Linked DNA regions of Homo sapiens: all the other regions are linked to region 4. Evidence: chromatin loops called from intact Hi-C (ENCODE). Cell type or tissue: sigmoid colon. All regions are shown on one strand.

Region 1 (5,000 bases), 520 kb after region 4:
GTCTTCATAATTTATTTATTTATTTTGAGATGGGGTCTTAATCCGTCTCCCAGGCTGTCACCCAGGCTGGAGTGCAGTGGCACAGTCTCCACTCACTGCAACCTCCACCTCTGGGATTCAAGTGATCCTCCTACCTCAGGCTCCCTAGTAGCTGCGACCACAGGCATGCACCACTACAACTGGCTAATTTTTTTTTTTTTCAGACAGAGTTTCACTCTTGTTGCCCAGGTTGGAGTGCAATGGTGCAATCTCGGCTCACTGCAACCTCCGCCTCCCAGGTTCAAGTGATTCTCCTGCCTCAGCCTCCCAAGTAGCTGGGATTACAGGCATGTGACACCACCTGGCTAATTTTTTGTATATTTTGTAGAGACAGGGATTCGCCATGTTGGCCAGGCTGGTCTCGAACTCCTGAGCTCAAGGGATCCACCTGCCTCGACCTCCCACAGTGCTGGGATTAGTGGGAGGAGCCACAGCACCTAGTATGTCTTGGTAATTTAAATGAGACCGAGAGGCAGACATTATCTTGAAAAATCCATATTCAGTATTCTTTTCTGCAATAATGAAATAACAGGGAGGGGATAGAAGGCAATTGTTACTTCTGGTAAGAAATTTTCTTGGTCCGATTAGGAAATGTCAGAGTCCCTTCGCATGTATGGGAAAGAAGACGAAGTTAGAGGGGCTTTGATTCTGAAGCTTATTTCTGAGGCCTTTCAATGTTCAAAAGCGCTCAGCATGCCCAAGAACCACATTTTGGGGAATCATTCTGCACCCCAACAGTACCGTCACTATCCTATTCTAACTTTGTAGATGAGCAAAGATTTAAAAAGAATAAACAAGTCACCTCGTGTCTGATCGGTAACAAGTCAGCTCGAGTCTGAAAGGTAAACATTTAATCTAAAACCAAAGTTTTCTATTTCCAGAGTTTCAACTCTTAACTACTTTCTAAACAAAGAATTGAATACTAAGAGATTATATTAGAATAGTTATAGGAGTTTTATAATTTTCATTGATGTTAAAATAATTTCAGAGTGGCCGAGCGCAGTGGCTCAAGCCTGTAATCCCAGCACATTGGGAGGCCGAGGCATATGGATCACGAGGTCGGGAGTTGGAGACTAGCCTGGCCAACATGGTGAAACCCCGTCTCTACTAAAGATACAAAAAAATTAGCCGGGCGTGGTGGTGAGTGCCTGTAATCCCAGCTACTCAGGGGAGGCTGAGGTGGGAGAATCGCTTGAACCCGGGAGGTGGAGGTTGCAGTGAGCCAAGATTGGGCCATTGCACTCCAGCCTGAGCGAAAGGGCGAGACTCCGTCTCCACAAAAAAAAAAAAAAAAAAAAAAATTCAGAGTATAACCCTGTATTTATTAATAAGAAAGAAAATCAAATATACGGAATCAAAGTTGCTCCATAATGGTTGATAACAAATCTTTAGTTGGGTCATATAAAAGTGTCTTTTTAAAAACCTACAAGCGTCCAAGCGAAGCGGCTCACGCCTGTAATCCCAGCACTTTGGGAGGCTGAGGCGGGCGGATCACGATGTCAAGAGATCAAGAGCATCCTGTCCAACATGGTGAAACTTGTTCTTTACTAAAAATACAAAAAATTAGCTGGGCGTGGTGGCGCATGCCTGTAGTCCGCGCTAATCCGGAGGTTGAGGCATGAGAATCGCTTGAACCCGGGAGGTGGAGGTTGCAGTGAGCCGAGATTGCACCACTGCCCTCCGGCCTGACGACAGAGCGAGACTCCTTCCAAAAAAAAAAAAAAACCCCACACACAAAACCTACAAACACCAATTTTCTAGTTATAAGAGCTTGTTTTAAGGATTTTAATTCTATTCCAATTAAGTCCTAAAGCTAATGCAATTATCAAAATCTCGAAGAGATTTTATTCAAACTTCACAAAAGGTCTCTAAAGTTGTCCAGAAACCTTGGTGAAACAGATTAGGAAATTTGGAAAGGAAATAATGCGGAGACCCGTAGTACCAAATCATGAGACCTCTAATACAATTTTAAATATTAATGTAATAAAATTTAAATTTTGGTGTAATAAAATCATAAATTTCAATATTGGTCCCAAGTATAGAGAAAAAGTACATTTATGTTGAATGTGGAAAACATTATTTTTAAAATACAGCCGATTAAAAAATTGCTGGGGAACTGATTATAACTATTGATAATTCCTAAGAAACATAGACACCAAAACATCACTTTTATCTCTTTAATAGAAATTGGTTAAATTATAATCAATATAAGGAGGTTACAAAACTCCATATACAACACTGTATACATTTTCTTGGAAAAATATGTGCAACTGCTCTGCAAAATACATGATTAACTAGCCTGTGTGATGGGATAACATTGTAGTTTCTTAATTTCTTGTCCTTTCTTGTATTTCCCACAGTATTGATGTATATCTTCTGCGTTCAAAAGCAATTTTTTAAAGCCTCATAACGTGGTAACAAAATACTATGCACGTTACAAAATTCAGAACACGGAAACAAGAAGCTCGCTTTTTTTTTCCCCCTATTTCGGTTTGGCCCTTTAGATTTCCCCTCCCCCACCGGGGCGGGACTTCCCGCCGACTTCTTTCAGGTTCTCAGTTCGGTCCGCCAACTGTCGTATAAAGGCGCTGCCTCAGGCCAGAGTCCTCACAAAGCGTTGGGTGAGACTCCTCTTGCTCGTCATGTCTGGCCGCGGCAAAGGCGGGAAGGGTCTTGGCAAAGGCGGCGCTAAGCGCCACCGTAAAGTACTGCGCGACAATATCCAGGGCATCACCAAGCCGGCCATCCGGCGCCTTGCTCGCCGCGGCGGCGTGAAGCGCATCTCCGGCCTCATCTACGAGGAGACTCGCGGGGTGCTGAAGGTGTTCCTGGAGAACGTGATCCGGGACGCCGTGACCTATACAGAGCACGCCAAGCGCAAGACGGTCACCGCCATGGATGTGGTCTACGCGCTCAAGCGCCAGGGCCGCACCCTCTACGGTTTCGGTGGTTGAGCGTCCCTTTCTATCAACAAAAGGCCCTTTTTAGGGCCCCCACTTTCTCAGCTGAGGAGCCGTGATGCTTGTTTGCCCAGTTTCTCTTTACCATTTGTTCGCGCCTGCTGAGTTTGTGCTGCTATCGGAGCATGCGTCTCTAGTCGCTGTAAGTAGGCATCAGTCACTAATCGCTCTCCAGTAAATAAAATACCCAACACAACTTGTTTCAGGTGCTCCAGAGCTTACTGACATGGGCCGTCGCGCAGACTGTAGTGCAGTGTCATCATGGCTCACTGTAGCCTCCCGATTAGCCGGAACCTCGCGCCCACCACCACGCAAGGCTAATTATTTTTCCAAAGACCGGGTCTCCGTGTGTTTCCCAGGCTAGTTTCGATATCCTGGCCTCAATCCCCTCGCCTATGCCTAATGTTGGTATTACAGTAGTGAGCCACCACGCCTGGCCACGATACTGTTGAGGTTTTAGGGTTAGTTACATTTAAGGGGCAATTTTCGCAGTGTAGTGGGGAGGAAAGTCAAGCAGTTATAGGTTTCTGGCGCTGTGAATCCAACTGCTGAACATAGCAAGAACTTATTATGCAACAACCTTTAATCAGTGGACCGTAAATAAGTTTAGTTTATCGGTTTTGGCCCAATTCTTGAGAAAGGTGAGAATTTGAATCCTTGAGTAGAAATACGTAGCTTATCAGTACAACAAAGTGATCACAACAAAGACTAACTTATCCTTTGTTACTTAACGTGGGCAGAGCTTTACCGCTGAGAATTCCTCAGCCTTTGAGTGTTCTCTTATTTACAACTGAAGTTGATAAGATGGTATTAAAAGTGAGATTCCTAGTAAGTAAACTTAAAGGCCTGAAGGACCAGTGATTAATGGGAAGTGCTAATAAGTCATATTTGAGGTTATCCAACCCGAGATTCTGATTTAATTGGTTTAAGGATACTATCACCTTGTGGGTTAGATTTGAAAAATAATAATTGCTTTAAGGAAGGAACCTGTTGGTATTTAAACAAAAAACTTTCCTTCCTGATTCTTACATGCCGTCACTTAGACAAATCTCTGGTCTACATGGCTGGATCTCTTTCTGCTAGTTAAATTCTGTGCTACCCTGTGAAAAAGAACTGAGATTAATAAAACGGTAGTGAGAACACAGGGAAAGATAAAAATCATAGCAAGCCCATCCAGTCATGCTGTAGTCATCCTCACAAGGATAGGGAAGGATCTTGTCCTTCATTTATCACCCAAAGTGTGAGTACAAACTTTAAAAACATATGATACTATAGGAATAATGAAGATGTCTCCATTTGCAAAAATTGTGTGAAAAAATGCACTTGACACAGGTATTTCCTATGATTTCATAATAGACAAAGGTTTAATTACACAACTCCTGGCTGAATCTAGAGTACTAAAATGTGGCTGTTAGAAAAGGTTGCTCTCTGGGCCCGATGCAGTAGCTCATGCCTGTAATCCCAGCACTTTGGGAGGCCAAGGCTGGCAGACAGCTTTAGGCCAGGAGTTGGAGACCATTCTGGCCTATGTGTTGAAACCCCGTCTCTACTAGGAATACAAAAAATTAGCCGGGCGTGGTGGCACACACCTGTAATCCCAGTTACTTGAGAGGCTGAGGCTGAGAATCGCTTAAACCTGGGACACAGAGGTTCCAGTAAGCCGAGATCACACCTCTGCCCTCCAGCCTGGGTGACAGAGTGTCGCCAAACAAAACAAAACAAAACAAAAAAAAAGATTGCTCTTACCCAGGGATGATGGTCAGATGCAATTACAGGTTATGAATTTGGCATAAAAGTAATGCTAAGTGTTTCACACTGCACTTACTGTTGTCAGTGTTCTAAGTGTTTTTTATTTACCAATTCATTTACACTTGTTTGTCTTTTTTTTCAGGTCTCCAACTCCTGGGCTCAAGCTGTCCTCCCACTTCTGCCTCCCCAAAAGCTGAGATTACAGGCGTGAGCCACCCGGCCCTACTCATTTAATCCTTACAACAACCCTTA
Region 2 (5,000 bases), 280 kb after region 4:
GAAGGGGTTCTTATCTCTGACGCAGGTAGTCCCTACTGCTATGTCGTTCCCCTATTGGCTAGGGTTGGACTGCATAGTCTAAGCTAATTCCAACTGGCTGTTTTAAAGAAAGCAGGGGTATGAACCACAGTGGCGGGGTGAGCAGTTTCAGTGGGAAGGACGGTTACAGAACAGGCGATTAAAGGTGATGCAGGTCAGAGCAGATGACCAGGGGTGACTCAGGACAGAGCAGGTGACCAGGGGAATAGATGTGAACTACTGATTGGAACTGGTGGAAAAGGTTGTTTACTGAAACTAGGGGCAAGGAGATGAGGTTAAACTTTAAAGTGGAGAACAAAGAACTGAACATACTGACATACTGATTCTTTGAAGAGAAATTTAGAACTCACTGTATTTAACATGGGGCTTAAATTGGACAATAAAGGATGAGAAAGATTCAGAAAGGAAAGGAACAGAGTAGAGGAAGTAGGAATGAGCAGCAGACTGATGGTGAGATCAACTTGCAGGGTGTGATGGCTGGAGTGACTAAGAATTCTACTGCCTCTGTTAAGAAATTGCTCAACTCTAGTCTGAGTTCTTACAATTCCTAACACATACACATATGAATATATAAGTCCTTGTATTATTTTTAGTTGTTTGGCTGTTTTTTTATCAACTGATTGATGTTCCATGAGGTTAAGGATCATGCATTATTAATTGTTCTTAAGGCTTCATATTTATGATTGAAAGGAAAAATTAGGAAAGTTTCAGATGACTTCTGTTTTGGATGATCTGTATTTAAGATGATAATAAGACATCTACTTGGAAAAATATTTCCAACAGAAACAATGATATTTCAATAATGGAAAAGAATTTGGAATGGGAAGACAGATTTTGACAAGTGTTGGGAACAGGCCCCCAAATCTGGCCATAAACTGGCCCCAAAACTGGCCATGAACAAAATCTCTGCAGCACTGTGACATGCTCATGATGGCCTTGACGCCCACGCTGGAAGGTTGTCAGTTTACTGGAATGAGGGCAAGGAACACCTGGCCCACCCAGGGCAGAAAACAATAGCATGAGCGATCTGTGCCTTAAGGACATGTTCATGCTGCAGATAACTAGCCAGAGCCCATCCCTTTATTTCGGCCCATCCCTTTATTTCCCGTAAGGAATACTTTCAGTAAATCTTATCACTGGCTTGCTGTCAATAAATAAGTGGGTAAATCTCTGTTCAAGGCTCTCAGCTCTGAAGGCTGTGAGACCCCTCATTTCCCACTCCACACTCTATATTTCTGTGTGTGTCTTTAATTCCTCTAGCGCCACTGGGTTAGGGTCTCCATGACCGAGCTTGTCTTGGCAGACAAGATTCATGAAAAGGGTAGTTGAAGATATGTAACAGTATTAATTCTCCAAGAGTATGAAATAAATATCACTAGGTTCAGACTGAACCTTGGAAAACAAACAATTTGAGTATAAGTAAGAACAAAATTTATCAATGATAAAGAAAAAAAAGGGGGGTTAGTTCCATGGTATATTAACCAGAGAGTCTCAATCCCTTATATTTTACTGGGCCATTTCTTTGATATTTCTGGTTATGTTTCCTAGATGCGCTAACCAAGTAGTGTCCTAATGCTTAATGAGCATGATCTCATTTACCATAGTAAGATGGGTGTAAAGTAGGCCCATATAATCCGAATGAAATTTCAATTATGCTGAGCAGCTGGTTCTATGACATGTTATCTCAGCTGACAGTACTATCTCCAGGTGTTTTATCACTTCTCATCTATTTAAAACCGAGTCCCCCTAAAGCTGGTAGCTTTAAACTAATAAATATTGATTGAGCATCTAGTGCCTTATAATATTGTGTTAGGAGGACTTACAAAAATGGGTAAGCAGATGTGTGAAGAAACGCTAGGAGAACAGAGAGGAACGAGTAATTAATTATGATGAGAAAGTTGGAGGTTAAAGAGCAGGGCTCCTGATGGATGAACATGTCTTGGTGGGCATGTTGCGGGAGGGGAAGACGGGTGAGAGTTTTGTTGGTGGAGAGGGAGACAGTCAGGGGAAATCCGGTAGAGACCACAAAGCAGAACAGAGACTTCAAGGGGCATGCTGGTAAAGGCTCCCATAGTACCTTGTGTTTCTCAAGGGCAGGGGGTCAGTGTTGGTTTAACTGCATCCTCGGCACACAGGAAATACTATTTACCGTGTCAATAAATTTCAGGACAAGCGGGGTTGTCCCCAAGTGTCCTACAAAACGGCGGTTACTCTTCCCAAGGGAAGCAGGGGATTGGGGATGGTCCTCGCAGCAGTTTCTTTTCGCAGACAATGGCAGATCTGAGACATGTGGCACCCCTCCCCGTTCCACCTGGCTGGAATGGGCAACTCCTCTTACCAGTGACCCCAAATTCAGGATCAGTAGGACAGCCCCCACCCCACGCCACCAAGCCCTCAGCGCTCCACTATGACGTCACGCGCGGCGGCGGTAACTATGGAGACCGCCAAACCCTCACTAAATGCGTAAGCGCGCCTGCGTTCCCAACGCCGAAGCTGGTTCTACCTTTCTCCGGGATTCCTCTGAGGGCCAAGGTCTGGTCACCCAGAGGCTGCTAATTTCAAAGGCAATATGAGAGGGACTGGATGTTTGGAGGGGGACACGGGGCTGGACATCTGGATCCCCAAACCCGGACTCACCTCTCGGACAGGGCTGATTCCGATCGGACACTTCCGGTGGAAGGACTGAGCGGCGCTACACTTCAAGAATTCCGTCCACAGGGACTTGTGAGTCTGCGCAGAAGGCGGGATGCCTTTGGACTACAATTCCAAGAATCCTTCCTGGGTCTCTTCGGGCGCAGACTTTTCGCCAAAGTCCTGAAGATCTCAGGGCTTGAAGGAGGGGGCATCTTTTTTCTCCATTGTAGTAGTGTGTCTTGCTAAATAACAGAAGGGACTCCTGAAAAGAAAATGACGTTGGCCGGGCGCGGTGGCTCACGCCTGCAGTCCCAGCACTTTGGGAGGCCGAGACGGGCGGATCACGAGGTCAGGAGATCGAGACTATCCTGGTTTACGCGGTGACACCCTGTGTCTACTAAAAATACAAAAAAAAAAAAAAAAAAAAAAATTGCCGGGCGTGGTGGCACGCGCCTGTAGTTCCAGGTGCTCGGGAGGCTGAGGCAGGAGAATCGCTTGAACCCGGGAGGCGGAGCTTGCAGTGAGCCGAGACCGCGCCACTGCACTCCAGCTTGGGTGACAGAGTGAGACTCAGTCTCAGAAAAAGAAGAAGAAGAAAAAGATACACACTCGAGCACACATTTTCTCAGCAAAGCAATTTACTTCTATAGAAGGGTGCGTCTCACGGATGGAGCAATGGCGAGAGCACACCTGAACAAGGGAGGGGAAGGGGTTCTTATCCCTGACGCAGGTAGTCCCTAGTGCTGTGTCGTTCCCCTACTGGCTAGGGTTGGACCGCACAGTCTAAGTTAATTCCGATTGGCTATTTTAAAGAGAGCAGGGGTATGAGCCGGAGTGGTAGGGTGAGCAGTTTCAGTGGGAAGGACGGTTACGGAACAGGTGACTAAAGGTGACTCAGGTCAGAGCAGGTGACCAGGGGTGACTCAGGACGGAGCAGGTCACCAGGGGAACAGATGTGAACTACTGATTAGAACTGGTGGAAAAGGTTGTTTACTGAAACTAGAGGCAAGGAGACGAGGAAAATGAGGAAGTTAAAGTTTAAAATGGAGAACAAAGAATTGAACATACTGACATACTGATTCTTTGAAGAGAAATTTAGAACTCACTGTATTTAACAAGGAGTTCAAGGCCAGCCTGGCCAACATGGTGAAACCCCGTCTGTACTAAAAATATAAAAATTAGCTGGGTGTGGTGGTGGGCGCCTGTAGTCCCAGCTACTTGGGAGGCTAAGACAGAAGAATCGCTTGAACCCAGGAGGTGAAGGTTGCAGTGAGCTGAGATCACGCCACTGCACTCCAGCCTGGGCGACAGAGCAAGGATCCATCTCAAAAAAAAAAAAAAAAGTTTATTCGGGAATAGGAAATTGCAATAAGAATAGACGTGCCAGAGTAAACTATGTTTCTATTCAGGGAGGTAAAGGAAGACAAAGGTTTTTAAAGGAAGAATGGGGAGGATTATTTAATTGTTTTGAAATCATTATTCTTGACTACAAAGATCGGTAACGAGGATGACACCAGTCTGAGGTTAGACAAACAGTTGCTGGGCGGATGTCCTTGCAGAGGTATTTTTGGTGTAAGATGGGTTTTGCAGTCATATGTGATAGTTTTCTTATGAGGCATACAAGCCTGAGAAGTGTCTCTTCATAGCCCTCCCTGGCTCTATCTGTCAGATTATTGCTTTTGTTTTTATTTTTTAACACTAGTGGGCCGGGCGTGTTGGCTCACTTTTCTAATTCCCCGCTTTGGGAGGCAAAGGCAGGAGGATTAATTGAACTCAGGAGTTCGAGACCAGCCTGGGCAACATAGTTGGGACCTCGTCTCTACAAAAATTAAAAAAAAAAAAAATTAGTCGGGGGTTGTGGAATGCACTTGTACTCCCAGCTACTCGGGAGGCTGAGGTGGGAGGATCGCCTGAGCCCAGGAGGTGGTGGCTGCAATAGTGAGCTGTGATTGCACCACTGCATTCTAGCCTGAGTGACTCCTGCCTCTATTTAAATCTCAGGTGGTGAAATTGAAGCCCACGCAGCAGGGTTGCAACTGAAACTTCATCTCCTCTGCAAAACCTTCCTGCATTCCCAGACAACTTTTCTTCTGAGGCCTTGTTTGATTCATCCCCTTACCCCAGTGGAACTCAGATATTCAAAATGGTATTAATTAAAACCACTGGCTGTCATTGGTCCATGCATGGCCTTAAAGTGTGAACATTTTTTAATCCATTACCTAGTCTATAAGAACTGTAGATTGACAACAACTTAGATTTAATACTACTCTTTTTCTAGTCCCTCTCTATACTACCTCTCATCCGAGGAAACACTATCACAAATTTTG
Region 3 (5,000 bases), 880 kb after region 4:
TTCTTCTGTTCTTCCTTTTTGGTAGCTTGATAGCTCATTTCTTTTCCTTACTGAATGTTCCATTGTCTGAATGTACCATAGTTTATGTATTCATTCATGTACTGAAGGACATCTGGCTGCTTCCAAGTTTTGCCTATCATGAACAAAGCTGCTATAAACATTCTTGGGCACGTTTTGTGTGGACATACATTTTCAACTCCTTTGCATAAATACCAAGGAACACAATTACTAGATCATATGGTAAGAGTATGTTTAGTTTTGTAAGAAATTGTCAAACTGTCCTCCAACGTAACTCTAATATTTTGCATTCCCACCAGCAATGAATGAAAGTTCCTGTGCTCCACATCCTTGTCAGCATTTGGTATTGTCAGGGTTCTGGATTTTGGCCATTTTGACAGGTGTATAGTGGCATCCCATTGTTTTAATTTGCATTTCACTGAGGACATATGTGGAGCATCTTTTCATATGCTTATTTTCCATCTGCATATCTTCTTTGGTGACATCTGTTAGGGTCTTTGGCCTATTTTTTTAATCGGTTTGTCTCCTTATTGTTGAGTTTTAAGAGTTCTTATATATTTTGGATATCAGTTCTTTATCAGATATGTACTTTGCAAGTATTTTCTCCCAGTCTGTGACTTGTCTTTTCATTCTCTTGAACATTTTTTTTTAAACCAATGTTCTCTTCATGGCAATATATGCATTCTCTAAGATGACCGAAGCTTTCTCTATCATGTTCCCTTGACTGTAATTGTTTTTCATACACTCTGTTAGGATTTCCAGGTTTAATGTTTGTCAGCCAACAGTCTGAGAGACTTGACCTTGGCCCCTTATCCAAATGCTGGGGATGCACGCCAGCATAATAAAATGCAAGTGCCATGTCTTAAATATAAAAACCTACCGATTTGTTGGATTCTTTTTTTCTGCCAAGGACACAGTGACAGACTGGCCATGGGCTACACTTGCAGCTATGTGCTCGCTGACACAGGCATATAAAATGCTTTACTAAGTGGCAAAACATGGGAATATTATCTCCGGGTTTCCTTAAGCATTAGAAAAACATGTTGGGGCCGGGCGCAGTGGCTCACGCCTGCAATCCCAGCACTTTGGGAGGCCGAGGCGGGCGGATCACTTGAGGTCAGGAGTTCGAGACCAGCCTGGCCAACATGGTGACCCCCTCGTCTCTACTAAAAATACAAAAATTAGCCGGGGATGGTGGTGCATGCCTGTAATCCCAGCTACTCGGGAGGCTGAGGCAGGAGAATCGCTTGAACCCGGGAGGTGGAGGTTGCAGCGAGCCGAGATCGCGCCATTGCACTCCAGCCTGAGCAACAGAGCTAGATTCCGTCTCAAAAAAAAAAAAAAAAAAAAAAAAGTTGGTCGCCACTCATTTGAGAGTCGTGAAAACAATTTTAATGGGTAACTACCAGTATTTTCAAAACGACAAAAGAGTAGAACAGAAAATAGAAGGTAGAACATGTAATAAAGGTAACGATTGTTTGCGTTTTAAAACTGTGTGTAGACGTGTATTTCTTTTTTTTCTTTTCTTTCTTTCTTTTTTTTTTTTTTGTTGTTTTGTTTTTTTGAGACGGAGTCTCGCTCTGCCGCCCAGGCTGGAGTGCAGTGGCGCGATCTCGGCTGACTGCAACCTCTTCCTCCCGGGTTCAAGCGATTCTTCTGCCTCTGCCTCCTGAGTAGCTACAGGCGCGCGCCACCACGCCCGGCTAATTTTTGTATTTTTAGTAGAGACGGGGTGTCACCATATTGGCCAGGCTGAGTCTCGAACTCCTGACCTAGTGATCCACCCACCTCGGCCTCCCAAAGTGCTCAGATTACAGACGTGAGCCACTGCGCTCGGTCAGTAGACGTGCATTTCTTATAATCAGTTCAGTCAGACAAGTTTACAATGCACACGCATACCTGAAACAGGAGCAAAAGACTGGCGGCGAAAATGTGCGGCCCATCGCAGGGCGAAAGTACACGTTAGCTAAAGCCTCTGGGAAATGAAGTTCAGGAACACCTTCGCGGAGTGTTCTGGGAACGCTGGTCCAGTGTGCCCGCCCGGCGCCGGCGTGCGGGGCGGGGCTCGCTCGTAACGACCGGAAGTGACCGTTGAAGCCGGTTGTAGGCGTGGAAAGAGGTTGGCGCGCTGGAAGTCCAGTTGCTTCGGCTCCCTGCGTTAGGTCTGGTGGCGGTCAATGCGCTTCCGGACCCGGGATCAGAGTGTGTGGATCGCTATAGGGGGAGGGGAGCTCAGGTATCACCATGGCAACAGCCAGCCCTCCGGACTCGTGACGTCACCCTTCTGATTTCGCGCTTAGAGGCCTCTGCAGGAGAAAGCTGGGGAGTCCTCGAAGGGGGCGCACCTCGCCTCCTTCTGTGCGGGGCGGTCCCGCCCTGATCCCTTGGAGGGCTTTGTTCTTTTGTTCTGGCCTAAGGGGAAGTCGGGTGCCGGGCCCCGCCCTGTTTGTCCACCTTCCAGCTTTAACGCTCTGCAACAGGTGTGTCTTCGTGTTATCCGAGCTCGCAGGGGTGTGAGTCACAAGTGTGCACAGAGGGAACACACCAGGTCTGTGGATGCCCCGGCCAGATTCTAGGGTGGGCACCAAGGGTTTTTTGGATCTGAAGCAGAACCCGCGTACCCGATCTCCACTCTGTTTTGTTCATCGGAGTGCCACACACCTCTCTAGTGCTCTCTTGGGGCACTTCTCTTGTGTAGCACCTCTTGGTCACTTTGCAAGACTCTGATGTGTGATTGTGTGACGTATGCTGCTGACGCCATCCTGTGTCTTTTAGGGTAGACAACCTCAGCGTGTTGCAGATTCCCTGCAAGGGGAGTTAGACATCTGAGTCCTAGACCGAGATACCAGCTGAAGGAACGCTGCCTGGCGAACCCTGGTGTTCAAGTTCCAGAGGAACGGGATGAGCTCCTGAGATGGAAGGTAGTGGGGTCGACTTGGGGGAGAGCGGGGTGATGGAGGCTTGAGAACAGTCATGACTGGAGTATCAAATACTTGAGATCAGAGCAGGAGATTTGGAAGGAAGGAACGGTATGCTTAGGGATTAGCAAAGAAACCGAATTACATTGTAGGGAGAGATTCTGTTTTATAGAGAGATACTTGGGAGAGGAGTTTATTTTTTTCTTTCGTTCCATTGGGGAATGAAAAGACATAATCATTCAGAATATCTGTGATCCCCACATGACTTCTGAATATTAAATATTAAAATTATAATCTTGAAGTCAGAAGACATCTTGGCAATTATCCCTTCAATGAAAGAGTCAGTTTTGAAATCTCCTTGGCAGACGGCTGTCTGTCAACCCTATGCCCGAACTAGTGTGGCATTAAACTCGCCATTTTGGGTGCAGACTATTCCCTTGTTGGCTTTCTTTTTTAGTTTCTTATATTAAACAGATGTACTTGTCCCTGTAACTTTTGTGTTGATCTTAGTTCTTAGTCCTCCAAAGAAAAGGAAACTGTCTGTTCTTTCTTTCACACTGCTGCCCTTAAGATATGTGAATTCAGCTGTTACAACTCCTCCTCATAAATTCTTTTCTAAGCAATATAGCCTCACTTCTTTTGATTGGTCTATGTGATGTATCTAGACCTTTCTCTGAAAACTCTCCTGCTTGTCAGCATTTTTCTTAAAATGCAGTGCCTAATGGTAAACATAGCTCTTTGGATGTGCTTTGAAAAGTACCTGAGAGGATAATGTACTACTTCCTTTGACTCGGATTATACTTCCGCTGTTTGGCATTAGATCACATTTGCTTTAAAAACTATCAGTGATGTACTGTAAACTTTAGATCTTTTTTACATAAACTGCAGTGATCTAGATTTACACCATTTTTGTGTAATGGAATTATTATTATCCTTAATGTCATGACTTACATTTATGACTGTTCAATTTTTTGGTCACATGTTTTAGGCTTTCAGAATGATTATGAATCCTAATTTAGTTATTCAGTGCCTTAACTGTCCTTTCTAACTTAATGCCACTAGCGGATTTGATGAATATTCCTTCTATTTCTTCCTACCTGTCATTGAACAGATCAGGGTAAGGATAGAGGCTTATGACATGTCCCTATGGAGTTCTCTCTGCATTGGTGTTGTCTTTACATTCTTTAGGTATGGCTGTGCAATCAAGTTTGGTTTGACCTAACTATTATCATGCAGTCCTTTTTTTGCCTTTGTTAAAGATAATATCATTAGAAGTCTTAACATTATTCATATTAGTCATGTGAATAATGTAGGTTTGGTCCATACTTTTCTTCAATTTTTTGTACTTCAAGTCTTTTTTACAGTGGATTTTTTTATATATATATTCTAAGTTTCTCAGAATTAAATCAGCCAAAGTAGTTTCATTAAAAGCCTTTGTATTTTCTTTATTTTGTGGATTTCTCACAATTTTATCATTAGGATTAACTTTACTGAGCCTCTGTTCCTTGTAATCATAACTTTTGTAGCACATACTGAGCATTTACTATGTGCCAAGCACACAGTTGGTTTCTGTAACTGTTGCTGTTTTTGGTTCTGTTGGTTGCTGTTATTTGGAATAAAAAGCATCTTACCTGAGACATTTCTCTTGATTCTGTTTTCCTAAAGTCTTAGGTACCTGTCTGTGCATTTAGAACATTTTCTTTCACTGTTAAGAGCTTCCAAGATAATATCTTCATTTTTTTCTTAAGACTTCTGTTACAAAACAGTTTTTCTTTACTGGTCAAGATCAAGTTGAGCATAATAGTTCCCTTTATTGCTTCCTCTACTTTCTGAGGCATGACACCATTAATATAAATTAAGAATTTCTTGATTAATACATTTTTTACAAAATGAAACTTACATACTTAGCCAAACAGTTGAAACTGCTTTTCTCCATATTATTCATCACCCCCACCTGCCTAAGCTGTCTATGGCACACTGTTGCCAGCATGGTGCTACTTTTGTTTTTTTTTTTCTTTCTTTCTTTCGATTTATCTACAATTTCTATCAGGTTTCACACTCAGG
Region 4 (5,000 bases):
TCAAAAGATTCTTCTGCCTCAGCCTCCCAAGAAGCTGGGATTATAGGTGTGCACCACCATGCCCAGCTAATTTTTGTATTTTTAGTAGAGCTGGGGTTTCACCATGTTGGCCAGGCTGATCTCGAACTCCTGACCTCAAAAGATCTGCCTCGGCCTCCCAAAGTGCTGGGATTAAACACATGAGCCACTGCGCGCAGCCCAGATTTTGTTTTAAGCTGATAAATTTGAGGTAAATGTTATACAGCAATAGAAAACTAATACAGTTGATTCTATATCTGTGGGTTCTGCATTGAGAGATTCAACCAACCACAGCTGGAAAATATCTGGGAAAAAAAAATAACAAAAACAACAATTAAAAAATACAAATAAAAATACAATATAAAAAGTGTTTACAAAACATTTACATTGTATTTGGTTTATAAGTAATCTAGAGATGATTTAAAGTGTACAAGAGAAGTTGAGCCTGGTGCCGCACTACTGCAGTCCCAGCTACTCAGGAGGAAGAGGCAGGAGGATCACCTGAGCCCAGGAGTTCAAGGATGCAGTAAGCTATGATTGTGCCTCTGTACTCCAGCCTAGGCAACAGTGCAGAGACTCCATCTCTTAAAAAAAACATACAGGAGGATGTGTGTAGGTTATAGGAAAATACTATATGCCATTTTATGTAAGACTTGAGCATCCACAAATTTTGGTATCATTGGGGATCCCGGAATGAATCCCCCACAGATAGTGAAGGATGGCTGTACCAGGTCTTATCTGTGGTCAAGGTACTGTAGTAAGGGGAAGAAGAAAGAAAAGACAGAAGGCCCTGGACCAAAAGAAATAGAACTGAATTAAACCTTGGCTGCCTGCTAGTGAGACCCTCAATTATATCTGAAGTGAGGCTTGCCCAAAAAACTGGCATAACATTCACATTAAAATTCAGCTGAAAGAAGGATTTCTGCAGGCTCTTCGGATCTTTGGGCTGAAGGCCCTTCAGTTTCTCTCAGAAACATCAAGGCAGCCGAAAACATCACCAAGCCCTTCCCCTGGAGAGAGCATAGGCTGCCCCTGGTCTTTGCCACCTCCTCAATCTGCCACTTTCTTTCTTCCCCTTCAAGACTGAACTTCTTGAAAGAAAGTCCTTAGTCCCTGATTCTAGTCCTCACCTCCCACTAAGCCTTCCACACACTGTAGGCTGCAACTGCCAAGACCACTAAGATTTCGCATGCAGAAGGAACCAAAGGTGCTTCCCTCAATTCCCATTTTCCATGGCCTCTTCTCAGGCAACTGGGCTGAGGATACTGTCCACTTCCAAAAACTCACTTGTCCTTACTTCAAGGATCTTGCTTTCTCCTGCTTTCCTCCTTCCTGGTTCTTCTCAGCTCCCATCATAATCTGGTTAAGTGTTCTGAAGCCAGGTTTCCTGAGGTCGTCAAAATCCTGGCTTTACTACCTACTAGCTCTGTGCCTCCCTCTCCTTATCTGTAATAGGGATAGTGATAGCAGATAGGGCCATTGTAAGCATTAAGTAAGTGAGTGTATAAAACTCTTAGAACAGTGCCTGGTGTGTGGTTGTAAGGAACATGGCTGTGCTGCAGCGAAGCAGGCATAGGCCGAGGTAAACATCCTGCATGACTCAGCAGGATTGGAGCGCACGCACACAATTCCGTGCATTATATAATCACAGTTATGTAGCCATAATCTGGGGAGGCTCATCACCTGGCTCTAAGATACTACTGTTTGTGAGGTGTATAAATGTGGCACTGACACTGTGAAAGAGCTGCTGAGTAAAGCCATGTCCCATCTACCTGCTGTCTCTCGAGTGTTCTTCCAGCTCCCTGCCCCCCATCCACCCACTCCCCTTGGACCTCAGCTGGGGCTCTAACCTGACATTTGGCATAGTGAGCAAGATGAGGTGAGTGGGTCTTCAGCCCCCAGGCTCCCGGAGCGGCTATGCAGCCACAGCATGAGCTGTGGCACCCAGTGGCAGCCGTGCTGCAAGGATGGGCTCTGGTGGAAACATGGGCGGCAGTGGACAGGCCCTCCACGAGTGTGGAGAAGGTGCTGAAGCACCTGGAAATGCACAGGACCGAGAAGGAGTGTGCCTTTGCCAACAGAGTCAGATGGGCATTTGTGACTGTGCTGCTGGAAGGGCATGCCCAGTCCCTGCTGGACGCAGTGCAGGGAGGAGGACGAACCTCCATTACAGGCTCACCCAGTGGTCTGCCAGAAAATAGAGCATGAACAGCCACTGGGCCCCAAGGGTGGGCCTAGAGACCCCCTACCATAGTGAAGCACACTTCTTATAGTGCTTGTACCCCCCACTGAGTTGTGGGAGTTAGGCAAGCAGTGCCAGCAGCATTTGGGGGAGACTCCCTGCCTGAATTCTGTCTCTCCGGGACAAAGGAGCTGATCCATTTCCTGCTCCCCCTCTGAGATGGAAAAGCTGGCTTCTTTAATTACAGTGTGGTCTGATGCCGGTGAAATACCAGAAACTGTCAGTAGATGGCAGTTGTATATAGACTTAGTGCAAGTCATTCGGGAAAAGGACATTGCTGGGCAACTAGGTCCCGCCGGAGCGTTCCAGCTCAAAGATTACCTGCTGCAGTCAGGCAGAAATGTAAAGTCTTTCCTGTTTGATTGGGAACTGACCCAGGTGCCAGGCTTGGGGGGACACCGGACAACCAAAGGCAATATGTGGACTCGGCAAGCCACTGGTCCCTAAACCTGAATAAGTTTCCGGGCAGAGCTGCATTTATTGACGGTTATGAAAGCTGGTCAGTGAAAGTGAAACCTGTATCTTTGGACCTCGGCATCGGCCGCTTAGCTCCCTGCTTATGCACTGTGGATGTCTCTCCCATGCCTGAGGACAGGCTGTGGGTGGATGTTTTGCACGGCTTGGCAGCTGTGCCGTCTATCATGGATTTGATAGGCCACTTGACAACAGAACTGGGATGGTGCCACTGTGTGGTGGACTTGGCCAATGCATTCCTCTTAATCGACATTGCTCCAGAGAGCCAGGAACACTTTGCCTTCGTGGGAGGGTGACAATGGACTTTCACAGTATTGCTGCAGGGATATATGCATAGCCCCAACATATGTCATGATCTTATTAATGATGTTATATTAACCTCTGATTCTCTTGCAGATTTAGAAGCAGCAACGCAGCCTCTTGCCTGGAATTGGGATGATGCGGCTGAAACCACCTTCCTGGCAGCCAAACAGGCTATTCAGCAGGCACAAGCCCTATGGGTAGCTGATCGGGGCACCCATTTAAACTTGATGTGCATGTGACCAGATAGTTTTGACTGGGGCTTATGGCATCACACAGAGCTCTTTAGAATGCCAGTAGACTTTTGGTCCCAACTTTGGAAGGGAGCTGAGCTCCAGTATTCCTCGACAGAGAAGCAGTTACTAACTGCATATGCTGCCCTTTAGACTCGTGACAGCCTGGCAGGATGGGCTACAGTCGTCGCGCGCATGACTTACCCAATAGCAGGGTGGGTATGCTCATGGGTAACAACCCACACACTGGGATGGCACAGACATCCACTTTTGTAAAGTGGGGTGCTTAAGCCTACTTGGAACAGCAAAGTATGCTAACTCAAGTCCCTTAGAAGCACAATTACAGGAAGTCTTAGGACCTACAGTCCTAATGCAAGATAAGGTTATGGGACCTGAGGCACCCCTAGATCCTGAGCCTTCACCTTTTAAGGAAGGGCATTCCCGCATTCCCAATGGGGCATGGTACACAGATAGGTCTAGCCAGGGTGCTACTGCTACCTGGACTGCTGTTGCAGCCCAGCCTAGTACCAACACCCTATGGTTTGATACCAGGTGTGGACAAAGTAGCTAATAAACTGAACTCAGGGCAATGTAAATGGTGATCACCAAGAAGGTGACACGTAATCTGCACTGATAGCTGGGCAGTTTATCAAGGCTTAACCTTGTGGCTAACTACCTAGAAGTTACAGAAGTGGCTAGTCACCGACCCATGTAGGGCCAGGCCATGTGGCCAGATCTATGAGAGAAAGGATGACTTCCTCCAACCAGGTATGGGGACAAACAGTAACCTGTTGTTGCCCGCCCCAACACCCTAAAGGTAGGGAAGCAAAAACCCTGGATTAATATATAAAGCAACATTGGGGTAACATCACCATGTAGTGATTGCTCACTATAACCTGAAATTATTGCTCCCTGTATTACTGTGGCCCAAGTGCCCAGAGCTTATGTGTCAGGCTTATGTGTCAAGCCTCTATGTATACATTGGGCCTGTGTGCCCAGAGCCTATGTGTCAGACTTATGTGTCAAGCCTGTGTGTATCAGCCCTGGGTGCCCAAAGTTTATATGTCAGGCCTGTGTGCCAAACCTATATATTGGGCCTGTGTACCCAAAAACCTATGTCTCCCTCGGCCAAGGGGGTGGAGTGTAAGGTAAATGGATGTGCTTTGGTCAAGAATAGGCCGAGGCAGATATGCAGGCCAGCGTGACTCAGCGAGTTTGGAACGCAGGCGCACCACTCCACTTGTTATATAACCTGTTTGTGTAAGCTCATACTTGGCTTACAGCCACTATTGTCTGTAAATGGTATAATTGCCCTGCTGACACTGTACATAGGACTTGTGCCCAGAGAGAGAGAGAAAAACTGCTGACCCTGTAAGAGAGAACTGGCCATCTTGCAGACAGACAGAGGTGAGCCAGGAATTAACAAGCATGCCAAGGAGTACAGCTGTAAGTGTGGGAGCGGCAGGAGCCACAGAGCCGTTTGCTGAGAAGGGCTGCGGTCGGAGGAGGCAGCCGAGACAGAGGCAGACAGTGTGAGAGCTGCAGCAGCTGCTGCTGAATAAAATCATATTTTACCTGCCTACAGCCCCGAGTGTTCTTTCAACTACCTGCCACCCATCCAACAACTCCCCTCGGACCTCAGTATGGGCTGGAACCTGACACTTGGCATGACAGTGGTAAGTACCATATACATGTTGGCTAATAGTATAATTCACTGGTCTTTCTTTTTTTAA

The links. A loop is a pair of places that touch in the nucleus more often than their neighbours do. Peaks named below come from ENCODE experiments on the same cell type or tissue, not always from the same donor. Only the 100,000 strongest peaks of a DNase experiment are listed, where the experiment ranks them.
Region 1: a loop joins it to region 4, with 2.8 times the contacts of the local background. A loop is called at or near these places in 4 of 110 quality-filtered maps.
Region 2: it touches region 4 in a loop (2.4-fold over the local background); 17 of 110 quality-filtered maps call a loop at or near these places.
Region 3: a loop joins it to region 4, with 3 times the contacts of the local background. A loop is called at or near these places in 2 of 110 quality-filtered maps.

Annotation. Positions count from the first base shown.
Region 1 is chr6:27,829,209-27,834,208 of GRCh38, reverse strand. It overlaps H4C12 (H4 clustered histone 12), which reads left to right and starts at 2,649. Exons shown (of 1, transcript NM_003541.3): 1 at 2,649-3,035. The coding sequence starts at 2,682. The coding sequence ends at 2,993. RefSeq lists enhancers at 2,340-3,165, 3,089-3,198. In sigmoid colon, no CTCF peak of the experiment used is centred here; a DNase peak (open chromatin) is centred at 2,638; H3K4me3 peaks cover 1,562 bases; H3K27ac peaks cover 1,294 bases; H3K27me3 peaks cover 3,173 bases.
Region 2 is chr6:28,078,647-28,083,646 of GRCh38, reverse strand. ZNF165 (zinc finger protein 165) reads right to left here and starts at 3,079. Exons shown (of 4, transcript NM_001376491.1): 1 at 2,677-3,079. RefSeq lists enhancers at 2,634-2,753, 3,554-3,623. In sigmoid colon, no CTCF peak of the experiment used is centred here; DNase peaks (open chromatin) are centred at 2,506 and 2,746; H3K4me3 peaks cover 2,030 bases; H3K27ac peaks cover 1,738 bases.
Region 3 is chr6:27,470,227-27,475,226 of GRCh38, reverse strand. It overlaps ZNF184 (zinc finger protein 184), which reads left to right and starts at 2,122. Exons shown (of 6, transcript NM_001318891.2): 1 at 2,122-2,498; 2 at 2,794-2,939. The coding sequence starts at 2,933. It overlaps LOC105375001 (a long non-coding RNA gene), which reads right to left and starts at 2,103. Exons shown (of 2, transcript XR_926664.4): 1 at 1,918-2,103; 2 at 1-133. RefSeq lists enhancers at 2,111-2,270, 2,331-2,430, 2,451-2,540, 2,871-3,000. In sigmoid colon, no CTCF peak of the experiment used is centred here; DNase peaks (open chromatin) are centred at 2,106 and 2,766; H3K4me3 peaks cover 2,383 bases; H3K27ac peaks cover 1,492 bases.
Region 4 is chr6:28,353,805-28,358,804 of GRCh38, reverse strand. All of the region lies in intron 1 of ZKSCAN3 (zinc finger with KRAB and SCAN domains 3), which reads right to left. It also overlaps a transcript of ZSCAN31 not described here. Among named protein-coding and RNA genes, the nearest start is that of ZKSCAN3, 6.4 kb to the right of the region's middle. RefSeq lists enhancers at 1,487-2,391, 2,671-2,740, 4,218-4,717. In sigmoid colon, a CTCF peak has its summit at 2,468 (motif pointing right); DNase peaks (open chromatin) are centred at 2,064, 2,544 and 4,474; H3K4me3 peaks cover 1,792 bases; H3K27ac peaks cover 2,610 bases.